3 separate regions of the Homo sapiens genome follow, and regions 2 and 3 are each linked to region 1. Evidence: chromatin contacts called from ENCODE Hi-C or POLR2A ChIA-PET data. All regions are on one chromosome and are shown on one strand. The core of a region is the stretch at or near the end of the contact, and the rest is flanking DNA. Distances in the headings are between cores, read along the strand shown. Region 1 holds the start of AKT3 (AKT serine/threonine kinase 3). Region 2 overlaps SDCCAG8 (SHH signaling and ciliogenesis regulator SDCCAG8). Region 3 holds the start of DESI2 (desumoylating isopeptidase 2).

The links. A loop is a pair of places that touch in the nucleus more often than their neighbours do. ChIA-PET counts read pairs that join two places held with the same protein, here RNA polymerase II (POLR2A). Pooled maps may share reads with other maps.
Region 2: a loop to region 1 is called in a map with no recorded cell type, with 6 times the contacts of the local background. The contact joins the enhancer-like site here to the promoter of AKT3 in region 1. A Hi-C loop is called at or near these places in 1 of 37 single-sample maps with no recorded cell type and 2 of 50 pooled maps. POLR2A ChIA-PET finds 5 or more read pairs at or near these places in 2 of 52 experiments (B cell and T-cell).
Region 3: a map of B cell shows a loop between it and region 1 (10-fold over the local background). The contact joins the promoter of DESI2 here to the promoter of AKT3 in region 1. A Hi-C loop is called at or near these places in 5 of 168 maps with a recorded cell type or tissue (B cell, CD4-positive, alpha-beta memory T cell, CD8-positive, alpha-beta T cell and 1 more), 3 of 37 single-sample maps with no recorded cell type and 18 of 50 pooled maps. POLR2A ChIA-PET finds 5 or more read pairs at or near these places in 1 of 52 experiments (T-cell).

Annotation. Positions count from the first base shown.
Region 1 is chr1:243,847,948-243,852,070 of GRCh38, reverse strand. It overlaps AKT3 (AKT serine/threonine kinase 3), which reads left to right and starts at 1,828. Exons shown (of 14, transcript NM_005465.7): 1 at 1,828-2,031. RefSeq lists an enhancer at 2,419-2,919.
Region 2 is chr1:243,310,567-243,315,304 of GRCh38, reverse strand. The region is part of intron 8 of SDCCAG8 (SHH signaling and ciliogenesis regulator SDCCAG8); the gene reads right to left. Among named protein-coding and RNA genes, the nearest start is that of MIR4677, 33 kb to the left of the region's middle. Within about 2 kb of position 1,869, at least 5 of the 41 ENCODE cell types and tissues checked have a DNase peak (open chromatin) inside an H3K27ac peak, as active enhancers do; they include B cell, where a contact is called at or near this core.
Region 3 is chr1:244,651,781-244,656,495 of GRCh38, reverse strand. DESI2 (desumoylating isopeptidase 2) reads right to left here and starts at 3,370. Exons shown (of 5, transcript NM_016076.5): 1 at 3,141-3,370. The coding sequence starts at 3,182. RefSeq lists a silencer at 2,857-3,626 and enhancers at 3,707-3,866, 4,126-4,699.

The DNA of each region.
Region 1 (4,123 bases), core at 579-3,078:
TGTGAGAGGTCTGATAATTATGGGAATACATTATGTATATTTTATAGATACAACGAAAATAGGACAAAGTCTGTTTATTCATCAGCTCATAGCATGCTGGGAAATATGGGAAAAGGGGAAAGGCATGGTGCAGGACTTTCTCTCAGACGGACTGTGTTATCTTAAAATGGCAAATTTTGCTCCAGGGTGGTCAGGGAGACAAGTTTCCCTTACAAACGGAGAAAACTGACTTTTTTAAAAAACCCTTTTATTTGGTTTCCTACTCCTGTCCACAATCCCAACAGATGCACAGTTCATAAAAGATGTGAACCTGGAAGTATAAATATTAATACCACACAGTACATAAATACCAGGGGGCTACAGTATAAGAAAATGACTACCATAAGAGAGTTGTCAAGACATAGAAAAGCAGAGAATGAAGTGCATGTCAGGAGGAGGAACTCTTCTGCAGAAAGAAGCCACAGACATTAACAAAAATGTTGCAGTGGGAGAAAGTAACAGGTACATCAACAAGGCTAGAGCCACGTGGCGGGATAATAGGGATGCTGCCCAGGTGTTTCCAGAAGCGATAAAACTTGTAAACTTTTATAATTTTCTGAAGTGCGCTGCATGGTAAAATATGGTCATTGTGCAAAAAAGTTGTCCCCAATGCAGTCTCAGGAGTCACTGACTTCAAAATAAAGAAACGGTCTCTTCGTAGTAAATGTAGTACCTCGTGGCTTTCCCAAAGTCATTGAAAACGAATATCCCTAAAAAGGGTGTGATTTCAAGAGTGAATTACGATCCGCCCGCAATCTGTGTACCGTGTGTGGACGAATGCTTGCAGCGAGCGGTGCGGAAGGCTGTTCAGAGAGGTGTTTTTGGTCTGCCGTGGTCTCCTGGGATAGTCAGGAATGATTCTTGCTACGGGCTGACCCGGGTTCCCTCTTCCCCGAGGTGCAGGGGGTGGGGTCGGCTTCTGGACTGCTCCGCGCTCTCCGGTCCCTACCTCATTGGGCACCGCCCACTTCGTGGGCTTCCAGGTGCGAGCCCTCGCGCCGGGCCCATCTCCCCAAGGGGCCGCGGCGGACTGGAGGAGACGCCCGGGGCCTGGCGGCGCGCGCGTCCGCGGCCAGGGCGGGTGGGCGGATGCGCCGAGGAAGCGGCTGGGCGAGGAGCCTCCGCTCCCGGGCCTCGGGTGCCCGCCAAGGGCCACGCGGGCGAGGGGGAAACCCAGAACTTCCCGCCCGGGAGCGACTGCCCCCGCTCCCGGCTCTGGCTGGCTAGGGGGATGTTCTCGCGAGAGGAGAGGGGGCGCGGGGCACCGCTGGTTTGGGGGCGCGGGGAAGCCTGAGGACGAGGGCCGGGCAGGGAGGGGAGCAGAGGCGGCGGGCAGGGCCGGGGACGCGGGGAAGCCGCTCCCGCCAGTCGCCGAGAGCCAGCCCCTGACGTCAGGAGTTTTCCTCAAAGTCAACAACAAGCCCCGCGGCGACGGCGAGAACCGATCGGCGGCGGCCCCGAGCGGGAGGAAGGAGGGGGCGGGGAGGCGGCGGGGGGTCCCCTCAGCGAGGCGCAGCCCGGGAGGAGGCCGCAGAACCCCTCCCCGCGCCGGGCGCGCCCCGGGGCCCAGAGCCGCCGCCCCGCCGGCGTGACCCGGCCCCCGCCCGAGCGGTGTTTTCTGGTGATGAATTTGTAGCCGATATCCGATTCCCATGTAGAGTCTCCGCCTCCTCCTCTCCCCGCCGCCGCCCTCTCTCCTCCCTCCCCCTCCCGCCGCCGCCGCCGCCGCCGCCGCCTCCCGCTCCAGCTCCGCGGCCCGGCCCGGCCGGCTCCCTCCCTCCCTCCCCTGCAGCCCTTCGCTTGCCCTCCCGCCGGCCGCACCGGGCTCCAGGAGGCCAGAGGCTCTGTGGGGTGGGGGGAGGACAGGAGGGGAGGAGGAGGGAGGGGGGACCCCCGAGTCGCCCCCTCTCCTCCCCCCGCCCCCCCCCGGCTCCATCCTCCGCCGCCGCCCGAGCAGCTGCGGGGCCGCCACCGCCGCCGCCGCCGTTGCAGGTAACAGCCACCGCCCCCAACTCTAGCCCCCTCCCCGCCTGGCCTCCACTCCCTCCGGGCCCCGGGCCCCGGTCCGCCCTCCCTGCCTCCCTCAGGCGGGGGATGGCGGCGGGGTGGGGTGAGGCGGGGGCTTCTGGGTTGTCACCGCGCCGGGGGCGTGGGCGGGGGCTGGGTCACCGGAGGCTTCGGGTGTGGGTGTGGAGGCCGGGGGATGCCCAGCGCGGTTGACACCGACACCCCCCGCTTTCCGGGGAAAGCTGGGGGGCGGCGGTGCGCAGCGGGCCGGGGGAGGGGTGTTCCCGGCCTAGCGGTACCGTCTGTGTCTGGGCTGCCCCGGCCCGGCGCCTGCTGTCTGCGCAACTCTCGCTCCTTCCCCTCGCCCCTCCCCGCCCGGGCCGCGCGGCGTGGGGAGGGGGCGCCCGCCTGGACCGGGGGCGGCGGCGAGGTTATATAACGCGTGGAGCGCCGGTGTCAGTGTGTTTGGGTTGGGGGGAGGGAGCCGTCTGCCGCGCGCCCTGGCGCTGAGGCTGTCTGCGCGTGGGGTGGGGTGAAGGCGAGGATGCACAGGCGTCCCCGGGGTCTCCTTCCTTCCCCCACCCTTCCCCGCCACTGGCGCGCAGGAAAAGACGGCACTGGTGGGGTGGGGGGGGGGGTGTGTGTGTGGGAGGTGGGTAACGTGCTTGTCTGTGTTTTTAATAGTAGTGGGGTTTTGATCCGCTTGGGAGTTGTGTGCTAAGAATAGAAATGTGCGGAAGATGCTGGGTTTGGCTGATCCAGTGATGCTGTCGCTGCTGGCGGCGGCGGCAGCTCTGGCTGCAAGTAAACAGACCAGCCTCTTCCTTGTCCACCTCCTCCGGCGCATCGGTCCGCATCAGCCATGATGCCGGTGGGGCCCTTCAGAGCCCAAAGTTGAAGCCTAGCTGGTTGCTGTGTTGACCCTGACGCCGAGGCGGGGTCACCATCCCTTGTTTGGGATTTCCCGGGAATCTACAGTTAGCCTAGAGATAAAGAATCTCGTTGGGGCCAGGTTTTTCCAATACCGGTATTTACTGTTTATGTTCTGAAAGCAGAGGAAATGCTTACCCACAAGTCAAAGCTGGGATGCTCACATTTCTTCCATCAAAATAATGTTGTTATGAAAATAAAACCAACTCATTTCACCAATGTGGCATTTTGGTTGAAAGCCTGGTAGTTTGCAATTGATGAAGTTTCCAAATAGAAAGTCAACAGTGAAACCTATGCATCTATATTGGGTAATTTCTAGCCATAATAAAGTGTTCACACTTTGATTTTAGTTGAGGCTAAAGTAAAAAATAATGGCTTTTTGTAGTTAATACATTGGCAGTTGTCTCAACAGTTTAGACATGTGTTCCGTATTTGGTAAAGCATGGTCATATATGTCTTTTAGTAGAACTATACATCACTAGGCAACCACTGGGTTTTGTCAGTGGTTGAAGCTGACAAATGAGTGAAACTCATTGGTTTAGGTTATGTATTTACTTAGGAAAACGAAGGTGGAAGAGTCTAATAAAGATGGTGTAGGAAATGAAGATTAGTCTTCAGAACTTGAGTATCACTTGCAAAATATGTATAAACGAATACAAACATTCCGGGGGTGGTTGTCTAAAACATGAAAATATTTTATAATTAAAATAGCAACTTATTACTAAGTTACTAGTTTTCCAAGGTTTATGACTTAATGCACAATTATATGCAAGATATATATCCGGACTGTAATTGTTTTCCTTTTGCCAGTACATTATCTTGACTTGGAAAGTTTACCAAGGAGATAGTACTTGAAAGTTTACAGGGAGATGGTACTTGAAGATCTTTTTGTTTTCCTTACTAGGGTTGACCCCAATATCTTTGATTGGCTTGAGGTTCCAGTTTTAAAGTGAGGGAGGACAAATATTACATGAATGAGACTGTTGAAATTTAGATGAATGTAGGGTTTTAGTTTTCAGTTGTGTATTTGCATTGTGGTTTTGCAGCATGTTTTCTTACAGCGTTTTAAAAATAGTCCAAAGTAATCCTGCAAAAATTGTGAAATTATTATTTGTATTCATTTGGTTTTCTTTCCATAATTATTACT
Region 2 (4,738 bases), core at 620-3,119, 540 kb after region 1:
AAACACCAGCAAAATTGAATATGTGTCTATTTGCATTTCCATAAAAGTTCTATAACGTAAAAGGGGTCTAGCTTTATCAAGGATATGCAATCCAGTTAGGATCTATGATTCTAAAAGAAAAGAAAAATTCACTCTTTAAGGACAGCAAGTCAATATAGGCATCTTACAGTCACCTTTCTTAAATCACTAAGACTTAATGAAGAGCAAAAGTAACTATTCAATGAGATTCTTATCTGTTCCTGATACCATGCAGTCACCAAAGCCAAAGTTCCAAGGAAAAAGAATGAACAAAAAAGGCCAGGCGCAGTGGCTCACGCCTGTAATTCCAACACTTTGGGAGGCCGAGGTGGGCGGATCACTTGAGGTCAGGAGTTCCAGACCAGCCTGACCAACATGCTGAAACTCTGTCTCTATTAAAAATACAAAAATTAGCTGGGTGTGGTAGTGCGCACCTGTAGTCCCAGCTACTTGGGAGGCTGAGGCACAAGAATTGCTTGAACCTGGGAGGTGGAAGTTGCAGTGAGCTGAGATCGTGCCACTGCACTCTAGCCTAGGTGACAGAGCAAGACTCCATCTCAAAAAAGAATGATCAAAAAAGCTCAGTGTTTATAAGTATGCAAACAGACAGATCCACAACAGGATAAAAATCTAACAAACTTGCTGCTTATGGGAAACTTACGTTTAATAGACTTTATCTATTTTCAGAATATCCTCTTGTCAAGAGTAGTGTTTGTCACACAGTAGATGCTCAACAGAATAAACAACAAGAAAACAAATAAATGAATAAAGAGTCTGCTATAGGATGGTGTCAAAAGAGGTGAGGTAAAGCTCCCTCTCAGTTCTAATATTTCATGATCTAAACTGAAAACATTACCTATTTTGAATTAGAAACTAGAGTTCAGTCGTTCTGGTTCAAAAGTGTTTCAGAATATTAACTCACCAAATTTAGACTATGGAACCACAGAAAATTATCAAAGATAAAACTCCAATATACAGATGTCTTGTTAGGCCCATCATTCAACAGTGAGACCACAAAACGATTACACTCAAACTCCACGTAACCACTGGGCTGACACACTCCTCCTTTCTGTAAGGCAAATGCAACGCATGCTTCAAGGTAGCTTTGAGCCCACCTGGGAAGCTTGCAGGTAGGTAGTCATTTTGGCAATTTAGGATTATCTACTCATTCACTCAGGTGTTACTAAATCTTGGTTTTGGTTTGGTTTTGTTTTGACTCAGCCAGTCCACATAACAAATAGCAGCAAGCAACCCCACAAATAATTTTTTTAGAAAGAGCTCTGGGCTGGCAGTCCCCTCTCCTCAACACAAGGCCTTGCTTCCTACTCCATTCCTGTGGCCATCTGGCTTCATCTTGTCTGAGCTTTCATTTTTTAGCCCACTTATCCCCTGGGACTAACAGTGCTACTTATATAATCTGCCTTTCAGAAACAGCCGATTCCAGCCACCCAGGGTAACTGCCCAGTTAGCTACAGTCCTGCTCTAGATCCCGCAATCCACAGGTCCAGCCCAGAGCCACACCTGAATGAGGCTCTCACAATGGGAAGCTGTACAGACACATGTGGCATATCAATGTGAGAGTGAAAGGGCAGTTCTCCAAATTACCATCCTCCATGGCAAATGTTCTATGAGTGCTTGGAAACACCATGTGAATGTGTTGATGAATGTAATCAAGGAGCTTCTTGACGCAAAGCCAGCAACACTGTGTTAACCCTGCAACATTCCATGATCCAGATGAAAGAGCAGCTGAGGCAGAAAGATGACGTAAAGATCATGAGTGTTCTGGGGTGAAAAGCATGTACTTACACGCACTAATGAGCATGTAATATTTAAGAAACTTAGCGCAGCAATCAGGGCCAAAAGGACTGAGAAAGTCCCTTAACAATCTCAGCCAAGTGTTTAAGCAAAAGAGTTGGTCTAATGTATATGCATGAGCTCCACCTTGAAATGTGGAGTGGCTAAGAAATGTCTTATAATTTCTAAATTACTCCAGTTATTATTAATTTTAAGCATTATTAGGTATCACTAATAAGTGTTACTACACCGTTTTTAAAAAGAAAGTCTAGAAGGCTGACTACAACATTTCTTTGTTCCTCATTTCTGGGAAGTTCCTGCTGTAGTCTTTTAAAGCCAGCTATGCAGAGCAGGCCAATGATCCACTCCAAAATCACAAGCTGGACTAAAGCCCCAGAAAAGTACCCTTGGAATCTTTTCTCTTTTTTGAAAAGTATAAACTTCTCCAAGGTACTGTGAGCTACAGAAAGGAATTTAAGCAGTTCCATCTTGGTTACCATGTGAAGGTACTTTGATCATTAAGCAAGAAAAAGAGGTTACTGTTACTCTTACCTCCCTTATGGCATAAAGAGGCCAAGTGAAAGGCGAAAGGTCGGAAACAATATGAAGACTTCAAATCAACATAAAAAATATATCCAATGTCATCAATAGTTGTTAAGTATATTCTCCAAAAAGTCCTTGAGTCCTAAGAAACCACCAGAAACATATGGGTGGCCTGGTCTCCAAGTCATGCCTGATCCCCTCCTTGTCAACTGTACAAGCCATTATTTTTTTTTTTTTTTTTTTGGAGACAGGTTCTTCCTCTGTTGCCCAGGCTGAAGTGCAGTGGCGCAATCTTGGCTCACTGCAACCTCCGCCTCCCAGGTTCAAGCAATTCTCCTGCCTCAGCCTCCCAGGTAACTGGGATTACAGGCGTGCACCAACACATCCAGCTATTTTTGTATTTTTAGTAGAGATGGGGTTTCACCATGATGGCCAGGCTGGTCTCAAACTCCTGATCTCAACTGATCCACCTGCCTCAGCCTCCCAAAGTGCTGGGATTACAGGTGTGAGCCACCATGCCTGGCCATCAAGCCATTCTTGTTTCATGAATATATATTCAAAATAGTAAATGCTAAAGGATGCAACAAAGGAGCTGAAAGCTGCTGTCACAATACCACATTTACAAGGAAACTTTTGATTTATCATATTTAAGGTATCATTTTTAAACATTCCATGTTAAAGTCATTCAGGTAATATGATAACAGCTTATGGAGGGGGCAGGCTTCTAACTATACATAAAACTAGAAATCCAAACCCAAAAGGTGCTGGACACTCTTCAAAGTTAGCATAGCACTCAATATTCAGCACTCTGCATTAGTTAAGTTAGGCCAAGAGAATGATACAGAAGAAGAATTCATTGACAATAAAAGCAGAATCCGCTCAGTGTTAATAGGTTTAATATCCTTTCTGTCATTAATGCAGAACATGAGACAATGATATGCTGACAAGGCAGAAAATTGAACTAAGTAGGTTGACATTTACTTTAAGAGGCTAAGAGCTCAAATTTAGGATAGAGACAAAGGAATACATAACTGATCAAGAATCTTAATTTCTGAATGACTGCCAGGCTTGGAAGTAACCAAAACATTATAGCTTCCTTTAAAAATATTTTTTCATAATCTAGAAGGATAATATAAAAGGCAACATAATAACTTGTTATTTCTTGGCTGAGTTTTTTTTTTTAATTTTTAAATTTTTTGTAGAGACAGGGTTTCCCTATGTTGCCCAGACTGGTCTCAAACACCTGGCCTCAAGTGATCCTCCTGCATCAGGCTCCCAAAGTGCTGGGATTACAGGCATGAGCCACTATGCCTGGCTTATTAGTTTTGCTAGACTACCTAGTTTTAAGCTCTGCCTCTTTTTATTTGCAACTTTTAATATGCTTTCCTCTTTCTAAAATTAATTTTTAAATTATATTCTCCTTGCAAAATTAGTTACCAATATTGTTAAAGGCCTATTTGACACCCTTTCAATTTCATTGCCTTCGTCCACCTCTCTAGTGGTTATCTCTGTTAAATATTTAGTGTTTACACTTTCAAATATTTTTCTGTGCATATCTATGAACCTCGAAGGGGAAAAATGTAGTATGGTTGTATATGGACTTAAAAAATACAAAAGGTTTCATACTAGATTTATCTTTAGCCATTTTGTTTTGTTTTCTTGCAACAATATATTTTGGAGATGGTCCAACATTAATACACATAGAACTACTTCCGTTTTTCATACTATGCACAAAATGACATAGTTTATCTAAACCATGTTTAGTTACTCTCCTTTGAACGATATTTAGGTTGTTCACATAATTATAAACAATGCTGCAAAAAGCATTCCCTATACATACCCCATTATGCATGTACTTGAGTTTTTTCTTGAGGGTAGATTTTGAAAAGTGAAGTGCACAATTTGAATATGAATGGACAGGACTAATTTACTTCCAAAGTATTTCCACCAATTTATGAACCCACCAGCAGAGTGAAAATACTTGTGTACTCATGACCTCACCAACTCTTGAAATTATCAATCTTGTTCTATTTTGTCAGTCTGACGGGTTGTTCTTTAATTTTTTTATTGTATTTCCTCAAATACTAATAGAATAAATACATTTTCATATGCTGACATCTTCCTCTTTTATTGCTCACTGATTTCTATTCTTTACCTACTTTGCAACTAGGCAGCTTGTCCTTTTTGTTTGTTTCAAAGGAAATTTATTCTATTGGTCTTTTGTCATGTATAGTGCAAATATTTTTTCTCAGCCTTTTAACTGAATATGTAATGTTTTATTGTAAGGGAATTTATTTTTTAATAGAAACAAATGTATCTTTTTTTCCCTTATGACTTCCACTTTTCACGTCATCCTTAGGACTATAACCCACAATTATAAGAT
Region 3 (4,715 bases), core at 2,121-4,620, 800 kb before region 1:
GATTACTCCAAAGTACACAGAGGAACATAATCACTGATAAGGCAGCAAGCAATAGGAACACTATGCATAATTAAGTAACCTTCTGAGGATCACACTCTTCTTCCATGAGAAGGAAGTTAATACTGGTGACCCCCAATAGAATTATTTTCATGCATACGGCAGAGTTATGGAAGAAAAGAAATGATCCGCAGCAGCCCAATCTAGAAAATAGAAAAATACAATCAGAACTGGAACGGGTGACAATCTAACAAAGAGACACAAGGACACATGGCAAGAGGTCCCTATAACCATGATTATAAGGGCATCCCTAAGGTTGATTTTCATATTTACAGAGTTGGAACCAGACAGCTGATGTACTAGGCCTATACAGACAACAGCAACCCTCATCCAAAGCATCTCTGATGAATAGGAAGAATTACCAAAGATAAAAGGAATTTACCCTTGGCATCAAACAAAAATATTTCAAAAACCAAAACTGACTTGAGAAAAATTAGTATAACAGACCAAAATTTGTATCTCAATCTAAACAACTGATCACACTGTTCCCCTCCATGAAAACCTTAAATGGTTCTGCTGGCTCAAGGAGCCCCCTCAGCCCTTCACCCAAGCCCACAACACATCTGACTAAAGAAGTTCTAATCAAACTTTCAGTTTTGTCTCCTTTCATTTATGCTCTACTCTAGTTATACTGGACCAGCTGATAGTTCCCAAATCCCACCTGCGCTTTCCCTATTCCTGCCATTTTGTTCACGTCAATTGTTCTCTGTCCTTGTGGATGCTACCCATTCTTCAAGTTTCATACCTTTGATTTTTCAGCATTCCCTGATCCTACAACTACATAGTCTCCTCCTTTGCATCCTTGTCTGCTCTTATCAAAACCATGCTATTCTGTCTTGAATTGTTGCCACTGTTGTGTATCTCCTCTACAATACTCTAAATTCCTTAAAGAAGAAAGGACAGTTAACTCATCCTTGTGGCTTCTACCAGGTCAAAAATAATAAGTAATGGTAGGTTGCTGAATTAGTGACATAAAACACTCAAAGCCCTCAAAAGAACATATAAGACCAAGTTTATTAAAAGTCTAATAATTCAACTATTTATCATTCCGATAAACATTCATATGCTTCATCTCCTGTTCACAGGCAAAAGCAATATAAAGACATAAGTGCAGGAATTAGTAGAGAAGATAGTGAATCAGATTTTGGTCTACAAATTCTAGATTGTATTTTTAGTTGTTTAGGCAGATCACTTACTCTCTCCCCTGTCTGCTGCTTCTCTAACTACCTATTTTACAAACTTGATGTGAAGAATAAGATCTCGCTCATTAGTCAATATTTTAACATCGTTCAGAACAGTCCTCCCTTCGAAAATACTGAATACCATCTCTAGCTTTTCCCAATCGACCACAATTTGCAGATTTTCCTGTATCACAGAATGCCTCAAGTGTAAAGAAGCCCACTATATGCCAAAACATGCATTTTCGTTTTCATATAAAAGGTAAAACTCTCTTCCTCTATTCTCACAAATTCTTTTAGGCTCTGAAACCATGGCTTCTGGCCACTGTATACTCCTAATTTAAATACGGGTTTGTTTAATAATCTAGGAGAAAAGGCACACTGTGATCTCAAGAGCAGAATATATTCTGAAAGACAGTAATAGCCCTCATGAATAAAAAACAAACCAAATTCAGATTAGGGGGATGTGCACAGAGAAAGTAAAAGGGCAGTTAAGAGTCTTGAAAGATAAAGGTGTTCAGCTGAACACAAAAAGTTTAAATCCAGAGAATTATTTCTCAACCAGTGACACAGGCCACAGAACTTACAAAGTGCCATGGTTTTCTAGGATCTTTTGTTTGGCTTATTCTCCTCTTCAACTTTTTCTGTCCTGTTCCACTTTTCTCAGCATGTTAACTCATCTCCTTTCATCTCCAGGCTCACATCAGAATTCAACAGAGGACTCATCTCAAGTGGCAGGCAGTTCCTACACCCTTCTGACACAATTCCCAGATATGGCATGAGAAATCCCACTCTACCCAAGATATAATAACACTGTAAATTTAGAAACTTATAAATAATACAAGGGAATACAAAGTTTAGAACTGTATAAGACTCTTGGCCTGTAGTATTTCTGCTCTCCTGCATCTTTAAGCCAACAAAAATAACGACGGGCAATTTTTCATTTGTCAGTCAACTTACAAGGAATTTTAAGCACTGCAGTCAGAGGTACTAATCCAGTCTACAGAACAAAAACCCATTCTACAGAACAAAGCAAGCAAACACACCCAAACATGCATCTAACTGCAACGACAATTCTCTACCGGGTGCTTTTTTCTGGGGGCATTTCACTGCAAAAATCAGGCAAACCAGTTCTTGGACTCGATTCTGCGTGCTTGCCATACTCCAAAGTTAGATGATACAATAAACAACTTCTTCCCTTCCCTCTCCCGTGGTCACGTCACCTGTTGCATCACCTGGAAAGTGGTCTTCAGAGTGTAGGAAAGGAGCACCACCAGGATCTCTAAATAATTCAGCTGGGCTATTTTCTTGAGAAATGTTAGCCTCATTCATATTTTAACGAGGTTGCCTTTAACACACAAGGAAAGGGTGTGTTGGCTCCTGTTCACCTTTGAAGAGATTCTAGCACAGGCACCCGAAAGCTGTGACCTTCTGGACTTAGAGGGGCTTGGGAGTTTCTGAAGACGTAGCCATGGAGAGAGACGGACAGTTCGGCAGAAGCAGAGGAGCTGGGAGCGCAGGCGGTCGGGACGGGGGTCCCGGGGCAGCCCCGGGGGCCGGCAAGTGGGGTTGGAAACGCAACGGAAGCTTTGCCGAAAGGACACTGCACGTCGGCCAAGGGGTCGGGCCCAGAGCCGGGGTCGGGTCCAAGCTGAGCGGATGGGAGAGGTTCAAGCCCACCCGAGCTTTGGCCAAAACCCTCGGGCTGACTGGGTTCACCGGAGCGTCGACGAGTGCGAGGATTAAAAAATAACAATACTCCCTCCTTCACCCCCGGCTTCCCCCGAGAACTAGGCTGGAGGCGGAGACGCCAGGCAGGAAGCGCCTGGGGCCGGGGTCCGAGCCCCACGGGCGAGAGGAAGCCGGCCTGGGCCAGGGCTCGGGGCCGCCAGGGGCCGCACTCACCATGTCGTACACGTTGAGCACCACTAACTGGTTAGCCCCCATCCTCCTCCCCGCGGCCGCCGCCTCGTCCTCAAGCCGCTCCGTCTCCGCGGGGCCGGAGGCCGCTCTCACCCCCGCGGGCGCTTCAGGGGGCCTGAGCCGGGCACTAAGCGTACAGCCCGGCCCGCGGCAGCCGGGGCGGAAGCATCGGGCAGCCGAGCCGCTCCCGGGCGCCGCCGACAGGAGCGTCTGTGCGGACGGGGCCGGACCGTTGGCGGCCCGCTCCGGATGAGGCACCTCCCCTAGGCGGCAGACACGTGGGGAAAGGCGGGGCTTGAGCAAGGGGCGGGCGCCAGGCGCCCCGGGGGCGGGGCCGGCCCGGCGCCAGGACTGAGCCCGCCTGCGCTCTGGTTCTCGGCCGGCGCACCTCGGGACCTAAAATGGCGGCAACTCCGGCGCCTCCGCGTCCTGGAGGAACGGGGACCCAGGAAGACTACAGTTCCCAGCATGCAGTGAGGATTCCCCCTTGCTACTATAAGTGCAGAGGCGGAGTCTCAACAGCCCTTCGACTACAACTCCCTGCATGCCGCGGGGGCCCCGGTCCTACCAGACCAGGCCTCCCCGGGAGACTACAACTCCCAGCATGCAGTGCTTTAGAGCTGCGGCAGATCCCTTGCCGCCCGCGGGCGGTGAAATCTCCTACCTTCATTCACCCTCTCATCTCAGGTGCTGCTGCTGTTAGTAGTTCATGTTGCGTTGAGCTCGATGAAGCCAGCGAAATGTGGCAAAAGACCAGAGTGATGACCCTAAGTTTTCCAAATGCTTCCTCACCTTTTATTTGGCAAGGGGAGTGGTGGGGAAATAGAGGAAGACGAGTTACTGGTGTGGGATGAGGTGTAACGTGCATCCAATTAATCCTCAATGTGGAATTTACATTTTGTGAAACTATCCTGCTGAGATGGGAAGGGTACAGTAACCGTAGCTTAGCACAATCCTGGGACGTAGTATGCAGCTCTGCATTAATTCAACAAATGTTTGTTATGTGCTTCCTATGTGCCAGGCAGTGTTGTAGGCCCTCGGGAATGCCGTGATAAACAGGAACAGGGACATACAAAATATCACTGGTATGTGCTTTGCAGAAAATTTAAGTAAGGTGAAGTCATTCTTAAATTGGCTGCACGGGGAAGATCGCTGTAATGAGTTTTAAGCTGAAATGTGAATGACAAAGCCAGCCCCGCAGATATGAGGGGGAGGAGTATTTCAGTCAAAGGGAACAAATGCAAAGATCTGAAGCATGAAGGAGTTTTCTGTATTCAAGGAAACAAAAGATCACTCTTGCTGGGACACAGTAGGCAAGGAGTCGACGGTACTAGATGAGCTGGGCAGGTAGGCAGAGGCCAGATCCCGGAAGGATTTTAAAATTCATAACAGGGGTTGTATTTTAAACGAAGCCATAAGTTTGGACCAGGGAGTGAAATGAGTGTGCGTGTGTTTAAAAATGATTACTTGGGTTGCTGTGTGGAAAATGGATTTCAGAGAGGCAAAGGAGGTGGAAATAGGGAGATGAGTGTGGCAGATTGTGAAAATAGCCACAAA